Regions from separate parts of the Mus musculus genome. Here all the other regions are linked to region 1. Evidence: chromatin loops called from intact Hi-C (ENCODE). Cell type or tissue: heart. All regions are shown on one strand.

Region 1 (2,500 bases):
CAACCATCTCCGAACCCAACATCCACACTGAAAGCATTCTTCATGGGTACCGGTGCTTACTCATAAATGAGCAGTATCATTAACTTGTGGGGTGTGTGTGTTTGCATGCGCATGTGCACGTATGTGAGTACTCAAGTGTGCAAGTCTGTGCATATGAAGGCCAGAGGACAACCCCACGTGTCTCTCCTTAAGCTTTCCTTGGAAGCCATCCACTGTTCTGTTTAAGACAGTGTCTGTCTCTCACTGGTCTGGACCTCACCAAGTAGGCTCAACTGGCTGGCCAATAAGTCACAGAGGTTCAATGCTCTCTGCCTGTCCAGCACAGGCAGAGATAGTGAGCTATCCCCTCAGCCTTCGGGGTTTTGCAATAATTCTTGAGTCTTTTCAGGGTTGTGAGGATTTTAGTCTAAAACCAATAATGAGAGCAGTAGTTGCTGCCAGTTGAGGAAAACAGCATGAAGAGTCTCTGCATAGCCCTCACGAGACAAGAATAAATGCTGCATACATTAGGTCAGTGAAGAAAGGGAGGTGGGCAGCATAGATCACAGCCTCACATTAAAGGAGTCAAGATTTGATTCTGAGAATCCAGACACAGGAAACACCAAAAGAGCTGAGAGACTTAGCACGCACGCCTTTAATCCCGTGCTCAGGCAGAGGCAGGTGGATCGCTGAGAGTACAAGATCACCTGGTCTGTATAGTGACTTCCAGACCATCCAAGGTGACCTTGTCTCAAATTTTTAAAAAAGAAACATGGAAGGAAAAGATGGCGGGAGAAGGAGGACAGAATGAACAAATGAACGAATGAACAAAAGAAGAAAGGGGAAATACCGAAGTGCAAAATGCACCAGAAATACGTCAAAAACTATGTCCAAACCCACTGAACTCAGGAAAGCATAGTTCAAGGTGGGAAGCTATCACATTTTCCCCCTTACTTATGCAAAATAGTATGGGACAAATAGACAAACCAAGTAAGGACATCAGGGTAAAAGACATGGTCTACCTAGGCTACAATCATGAGTATGAGAGCCTAGAATCCACGTCAATTTGGGCTACACAACGAAAAATCACACACATACACACACAAACACACACACACACGCACGCACAGGCACTTGTACAGGCTAACTTTGCCCATCACTGGTAGAGCTAGGAAGCAGATGTTATGCAGTCATCGTCACCACCAGAGGGCATCCTAACATCAACCAGGACAGGCAAGGGTCCATGTCTAGTCCCTCTCACAGAAAGATGCAGGGAGTTTTTATTTGTTTGTTTTTGTTTGTTTTCATAAGCTACCACCTAGCCAGGTTGAAGAGAGGCCAATCTTCCCTTAGTTCCAAATCCTTCCGGGATAGACAATGACCTTGAATCTCTCCTAGAGCTTCTGTCTCCTGTCCTGCCTCCACAGGTGCCCTCTGGAGATGAGTTATTTAGGACCTCCCCTAATGCATGCTGGGAGAACCTCAGCCCAAGGCTCTGCCTGAACAGAAGTTGATGTTGAAGTGTGCCCCAGAGACACATAAACTGACACTCATCCTTCATCCAGAACTCCAGACAGAACAAGAAAGATGTTTGGTCTTTCTACTGTATGCCATCTCCAGAGGGAAATGCTCCAAGATGTCACAATTCAGCATAATGATGTCACAATACAGTATTATCATGGAACACTGTTGCACTGTGATGTCACAATGACACACTGGTGCACTTTAATGTCAAAGGATAGCATGATAATAGCACAAAGGAGCAGTGTAACAACTCAATACCACATTATGATATCACAGTAGCACACTGTTATAGAACAATAAACGCTGTGATGTCACCATCCAGCAATGCTGTCAGGGTGGGATGTTGTGGTGGCAAAAACGCAGCAGTGTGATGGCACAGTTCATTATTGTGAATTCACATGGAGCATTGTGATGTCACAGTCTAGCCCTGTGATGTCACCATAGAGCACTGAGACACTGCACTAAAGTACCAGGATGGTACAGTGGAACTGAGCTGGGTGATACAGGTGTGATGGGGTGAAGATCATAAGAAAGAACTCTGGTAAATTCTTACCCAGAAGCCAAAGGAAGAGATCTGGCACTCCACCCCAGGGTAACATATAACTTGAATTCCATCCCACCAAGGGAAGCTCGTTTCTTATCCCACCGACCCTTGGATGAATTACCAGAGATATGTAGCCATACACTCATTCTATTGGGAAAACCTGTCATTCCTTCAGCACAGGCAAGAAAGGTGTCTTGAACAGAAGGAATACAGCCGTGAGCGAAACAGAGAGAGCTGTGTTTTCTGGAAGCTTCCACTATAGAGAAAGGAGCTGACAGTGAGCAAAATGCTAGAGCTGTGTGCATGGCTGAAGTGAACCAATGACAAAGTGCTAGAGCTGTGTGCATGGGTGAAGTGAACCAATGACAAAGTGCTAGAGCTGTGCACATGGCTGAAGTAAACCATTGAGAAAGATGGCCGAGAAAAGGTTGGGTTGGGACTGCAGTGTTGACT
Region 2 (2,500 bases), 78 kb after region 1:
ATGTAGATTACCTGCCTAGTCATTTTGAGCCAGGTATGGTAGGTAGTACATGCCTGTGGCCACAGCACTTGGGAGGAGGAAACGATTAAAGGTTCAAGGTCAGCCTTGCCTATTAAGTGTGTTCAGTGACAATCTGGACTACATATGAAAGCCTATGTAGGTAAAATATTTGAACAAATGGTCCTGAATTACTCAATTGTAACATATATCAGTAGCAACAGATACTTCTTAAAAAGGTTCCCCCTTTGTCCATGCTGCATGACAGCAGGGTTGTAAAGAGTAGAACCTGAATAGGCACTCTTTATTTAGAGACTTGTTTCTTGTGTGGATGTGTGTCTGCTTGCATGGGTCTGGGCACTATCTGCATGCAGTGCTTGCAGAGGTCAGAAGACAGCTTTAGACTTCCAGTTCAGGCAGTTGTGAGCTTCCATGTGGATGCTGAAAACTGGACCCAGGGCCTCTACAAGACTATTAAGGGCTCACAGGGCTGGATGCAGAGTTGAGTTGCTGGTTAGAAACACCTGATCATCTTGTAGAAGACCCAGGTTCAATTCCAAGAACACACATAGCTCACAACTGTCTTTAACTCTAGTCCCAGGGGATCCAAAGCCCTCATGTGACCTTCTCAGGTACAAGGCACACATGTGGTAGATATAAATACATGCAGGCAAAACACTCATGCTCATAAATTAAATATTAAAATTTTTTTAAAAAGGAGCTCATAACGGCTGAGCCATCTTTCTAGGCCCTAATTTGGTATTCTTGAATTGAAAACAGAAAAATTTATATCAGAGCCTGTGAAGTTGAGTTTTAAGGAATTATACAATTTAATACAGTATGAGTCTGAGAAATCAAAAGTTTTACAGAGACAAAGGAGAGGCACCCATTTAAACAATGATCCCCCGAGGGCCAGTGAGATGACGATTCATCGGGTAAGTGTGCCTACTGTTCTGGCAGAGGCAGGTTTGGTTTCTAACACCTACATGGTGCCTCTCATCCTTCTGTTTCTCTGGTTCCAGGGAGAGCTGATGCCCTCTTCTGGCACTACACGCAGCTGATGAGCATGTACACAAATGCAGGGAAAACATTCACACATGTAAAATAAAACAGAAAAAGTGAAAAAAAGAAAGAAAAGCCAGGCGTGGTGGCGGGTGCCTTTAATCCCAGCACTTGGGAGGCAAAGGCAGGCGGATCTCTATACATTGAGGCCCGTCTGGTCTACAGATAGTGTTCTCTGGAAAGCCAGAGCTAGAGAGAAGCCACGTCTTGAAAAACCAACCAACTGAACAAACAAAAACAAAACAAAGCAGTGAGACCTTAGCCATCCATATCAACTGTCCACCAATCCGAAGGCACCTCCAAGCAAGTATGGAGGCACATGCTAATATGGGATGTCCTGGTGGCTTCCAGAGAAATAATCAGAGTAAGATTCAGAAGGAAGGCAGAGAAAAAACATTCGGCAATACACAGCAGAGGTTCCAAGGTCCCTTCCCATTACAAGAGCTATTTGTGACTCTATGGTTGAAATCCCAACTGCCCTACCCAAGATTCAAGAGCTCTCTCGCCTACCTGTAACCAGAGGGTTTTGTCGGAGGTAACTTGGAAGAACAAGGCCAAAGAAGATGGAGAATCCAAGCACAAACAGGTTCCGGGAAGAATTCAAGTCAATGAACTGCAGGTTCGAGAGGCCGACCGCCGTGATCATTCCTGGAGGGAGAAGCGTCAGAACACAGTCGCACTGAGCTCGGCTGCGGCACGCCCACAGGCTACCCCGGAGGCCGAGAACAGACTCCCACGTGTCCTTTCTCTGGCCCTCAGAAATCAGCCTGCAGACCAGTGCAGTGGCAGAAAGAGAGGGTCGGTGAAATACCACCACCCATCTCTGACCCGAATTATTACATCACACACAAGCATCACACTATATTTTCTTTGAATCAAGTAGACAGGCAATGGTTCAGCTTAGTTTATGTCTGTGTACCAAGTGTGCGCCTGGTGCCCAGAGGCCAGAAGTGTCAGGTGCTCTGTAACTGGACTTGTAAGTCACCATGTGGGGGCTGGGAATTGAACCCAGGTTCCCTCAGAGCAACGAGTGCTCTAAGTGCTGAGCCATCTCTTGCTTTCTCTAAGCATTCTGATTAAATCCACACTAGAACTCTGGTGCATGTCCACAATGACTGTATCTGAAAGGTGCAGATCAAATCCAAAGTCCCACTATGAAAATGCCAGTTGAAAGGGTTCATTTATTGGGGCAATATATCTGAGTTAAGTCAAATAGAAATTCTAAATTAAAAAGATTAGATTTTATCTTAATTTTCATATCATTTTCTTAGTGATTGCTTCTATTTTTAACATACCTTTAGCTTGGGCACTGATGCAAATCTTTATGTTTCTGAAGCACCATCTTTTACAATTTAAAGTGGAAACCATTAGATTTATTGTTAGATTTCCATTAAGAATTAGCTACTGTGTAGGAGGTGACTTTCACACCATTTATTTATTT
Region 3 (2,500 bases), 260 kb after region 1:
TCAAATATTTGAGCCTATGGAAGCTGTTCTCACATAAGCCACCATATTCTACTCCTTGGTTCCTATAGACTTATAGCTATATCATAATGCAAACTATATCAGTTCAACTTCAAAAGTCCCTACAGTTGTTCAGTCTCAACAGTTTACAGGTCTAAAGACTCTTCTGAGACTGATAGTCATGGACTTTAACTACCTCTAGAACTTAAGCCCCAAATTAATAATTGTTTTGTCTATATGTATGTCTGCGCACCACAAGTGTGCCTAATTCCCACAGAGGCAGTGGATGCCCTGGAACTGGACTTTTGAACAGTTGTGAGTAGCCACATGGGTGCTGGAAATTGAACCTAACCCCTTGGAAGAGCAGCCAGTGTTTTTAGCTACAGAGCTATCCCCTATGTTGTGAATGTGCACCTAAGCACAGGTGCTGAAAGAGGTCAGAGGCTTGGAGAATTGCCCTAGAGCTGGGGTTACAGGCAGTTGTAAGCCAACCAACCTCAGGTCTAGTAATCAGGCTTGGGGGCCTCTGCAAGAGCAGAAAAGGTTATTAACAGTGAAGCCATTTTTTCTTCTTATTTTCCTTAATCTTATTTTTTGAGATAAGAGTCTCACCTCTCACTGAATCTCTTACTGGTACTCACCAATCTGCCTAGAATGGCTTGGCCAGGCAGCTCTGGGGACTCAACTGTGTCTCCACCCTGCAGTGCCGGGCTACAGATGCATACCAACACTTGGAGCTTTTTATGTGGGTGCTAGGAGTCAGATTCCAGGTCCTTAAGCACTTTCTTTCTTTCCAATTTTTTTATTGGTTATTTTATTTATTTACACTTCAAATGTGATCCTCCTTCCAGGTTTCCCCTCTGCAACCCCCCCACCCCACCCCTCCCCCCTGCTTCTACGAGAATGCTCCCCCACCCACCCACTCCTGCCTCACTGTCCTTAAGCACTTTCTTTTTTTCTTCTTCTTCTTTTTTTTTAAAGACTTATTCACTGGGCAGTAGTGGCACATGCCTTTAATCCCAGCACTTGGGAGGCAGAGGCAGGCGATTTCTGAGTTTGAGGCCAGCCTGGTCTACAGAGTGTGTTCCAGGACAGCCAGAGCTACACAGAGAAACCCTGTCTCGGGAAAAAAATAAAAATAAAAAAGATTGATTGATTGGTTGATTTTATATATATGAGTACACTGTGGCTGTCTTCAGACACATCAGAAGAGGGCATCAGATCCCATTAGAGAGGGTTGTGAGCCACCATGTGGTTGCTGGGATTTGAATTCAGGAACCCTGGAAGAGCAGTCAGTGAGTGCTCTTAACTGCTGAGCCATCTCTCCAGCCCCTTAAGCACTCTTTTGACAAAGCAATCTCCCTACCACTTTTTTCAAGTTCTTAGTTTTAAACATAGCACCCTTTTTGTCTTGTCTCTAAGGACTGGATAATATTACTTAAGTGGCAGTGGGGTGTGGTGGCACACACTTCTAGTCTCAGCACTCTGGAGGCAGAGGCAGAGGCAGGAGGATCTCTAAATTAAAGGCCAGCCTGGTCTACATAGTGAATTCTAGGACAGCCAAGGCTTTGTAGAGAGACCCTGTCTTAAAAAAATAAAAATAGGGTTGGAGAGATGGCTCAGTGGTTAAGAGAACTGACTGCTCTTCCAGAGGTTCTCAGTTCAGTTCCTGGCAACCACATGGTGGCTCACAACCATCTGTAATGGGATCCAATGCCCTCTTCTGGTGTGTCTGAAGACAGCTACAATGTACTTATATAAATAAGTAAATCTTAAAAGACAAAAACAAAAGAAAACAACAACAATAAAAACTAACCCAAATAGTGCTTCAGCTGTAATAACATGTGTCAATTGTCACCTCAGAAACTGGATGCTTTATTTTTGCTGCTTGTAACTGTGTAAAGCACCAAAAAGGAACTACATTTTTTCTAGTGTGAGAGAGAAAAAAAATGGATCTGTATTATGGTTAGAATATTGCTTAACTTCTCTCAATGATGACCTATAACTTTAAAATAAAATAAAATAAAATAAATCTTTTCTTCCCTCCCCCAAAAAGAATACTGCTTAGGGTCACACCCCACCCCTGCAAGACAGGGTTTCTTTGTGTAGCATTGGTTATCCTGGAACTCAGAGATCCATCTGCCTCTGCCTCTGCCTCCTGAGTGGTAGGATTAAAGCGGTGTTCCATCATGCCCAGCCTAGTTAGGATAATTTAAGACAGAGAATATATAAACATCCAAGGGAAAGCACCACCAAGCACCACTTAGGGTTTGAATACTGAAACTCAACAGAACTCTTACCAAATCAATGGAAAGAGGAACCCACTTATAAGGTGTAGTGGCCACACACTTACACAAACCTCACTGCTTCACCCCTAACACCCATCAGCACGTCTACACTTCGGTAAAACTACAACCATGGTATGTTAGTCTAGCTACAGCCATGTACTAGTCTGGAAGACTAAACCCAGGCAAAGCTGCATTATTCTAAACTATCTCAGAAG

Evidence for each region. A loop is a pair of places that touch in the nucleus more often than their neighbours do. Peaks named below come from ENCODE experiments on the same cell type or tissue, not always from the same donor. Only the 100,000 strongest peaks of a DNase experiment are listed, where the experiment ranks them.
Region 2: a loop joins it to region 1, with 5 times the contacts of the local background. A loop is called at or near these places in 19 of 42 quality-filtered maps.
Region 3: it touches region 1 in a loop (9-fold over the local background); 34 of 42 quality-filtered maps call a loop at or near these places.

What each region holds. Positions count from the first base shown.
Region 1 is chr2:131,981,568-131,984,067 of GRCm38, forward strand. No RefSeq gene overlaps it. Among named protein-coding and RNA genes, the nearest start is that of Prnd, 32 kb to the left of the region's middle. In heart, a CTCF peak has its summit at 1,181 (motif pointing right); no DNase peak of the experiment used is centred here; H3K27ac peaks cover 469 bases.
Region 2 is chr2:132,059,094-132,061,593 of GRCm38, forward strand. It overlaps Slc23a2 (solute carrier family 23 (nucleobase transporters), member 2), which reads right to left. Exons shown (of 16, transcript NM_018824.2): 14 at 1,570-1,707. Among named protein-coding and RNA genes, the nearest start is that of Gm31179, 30 kb to the left of the region's middle. In heart, a CTCF peak has its summit at 1,036 (motif pointing left); no DNase peak of the experiment used is centred here.
Region 3 is chr2:132,241,273-132,243,772 of GRCm38, forward strand. All of the region lies in intron 3 of Tmem230 (transmembrane protein 230), which reads right to left. Among named protein-coding and RNA genes, the nearest start is that of Tmem230, 5.3 kb to the right of the region's middle. In heart, no CTCF peak of the experiment used is centred here; no DNase peak of the experiment used is centred here.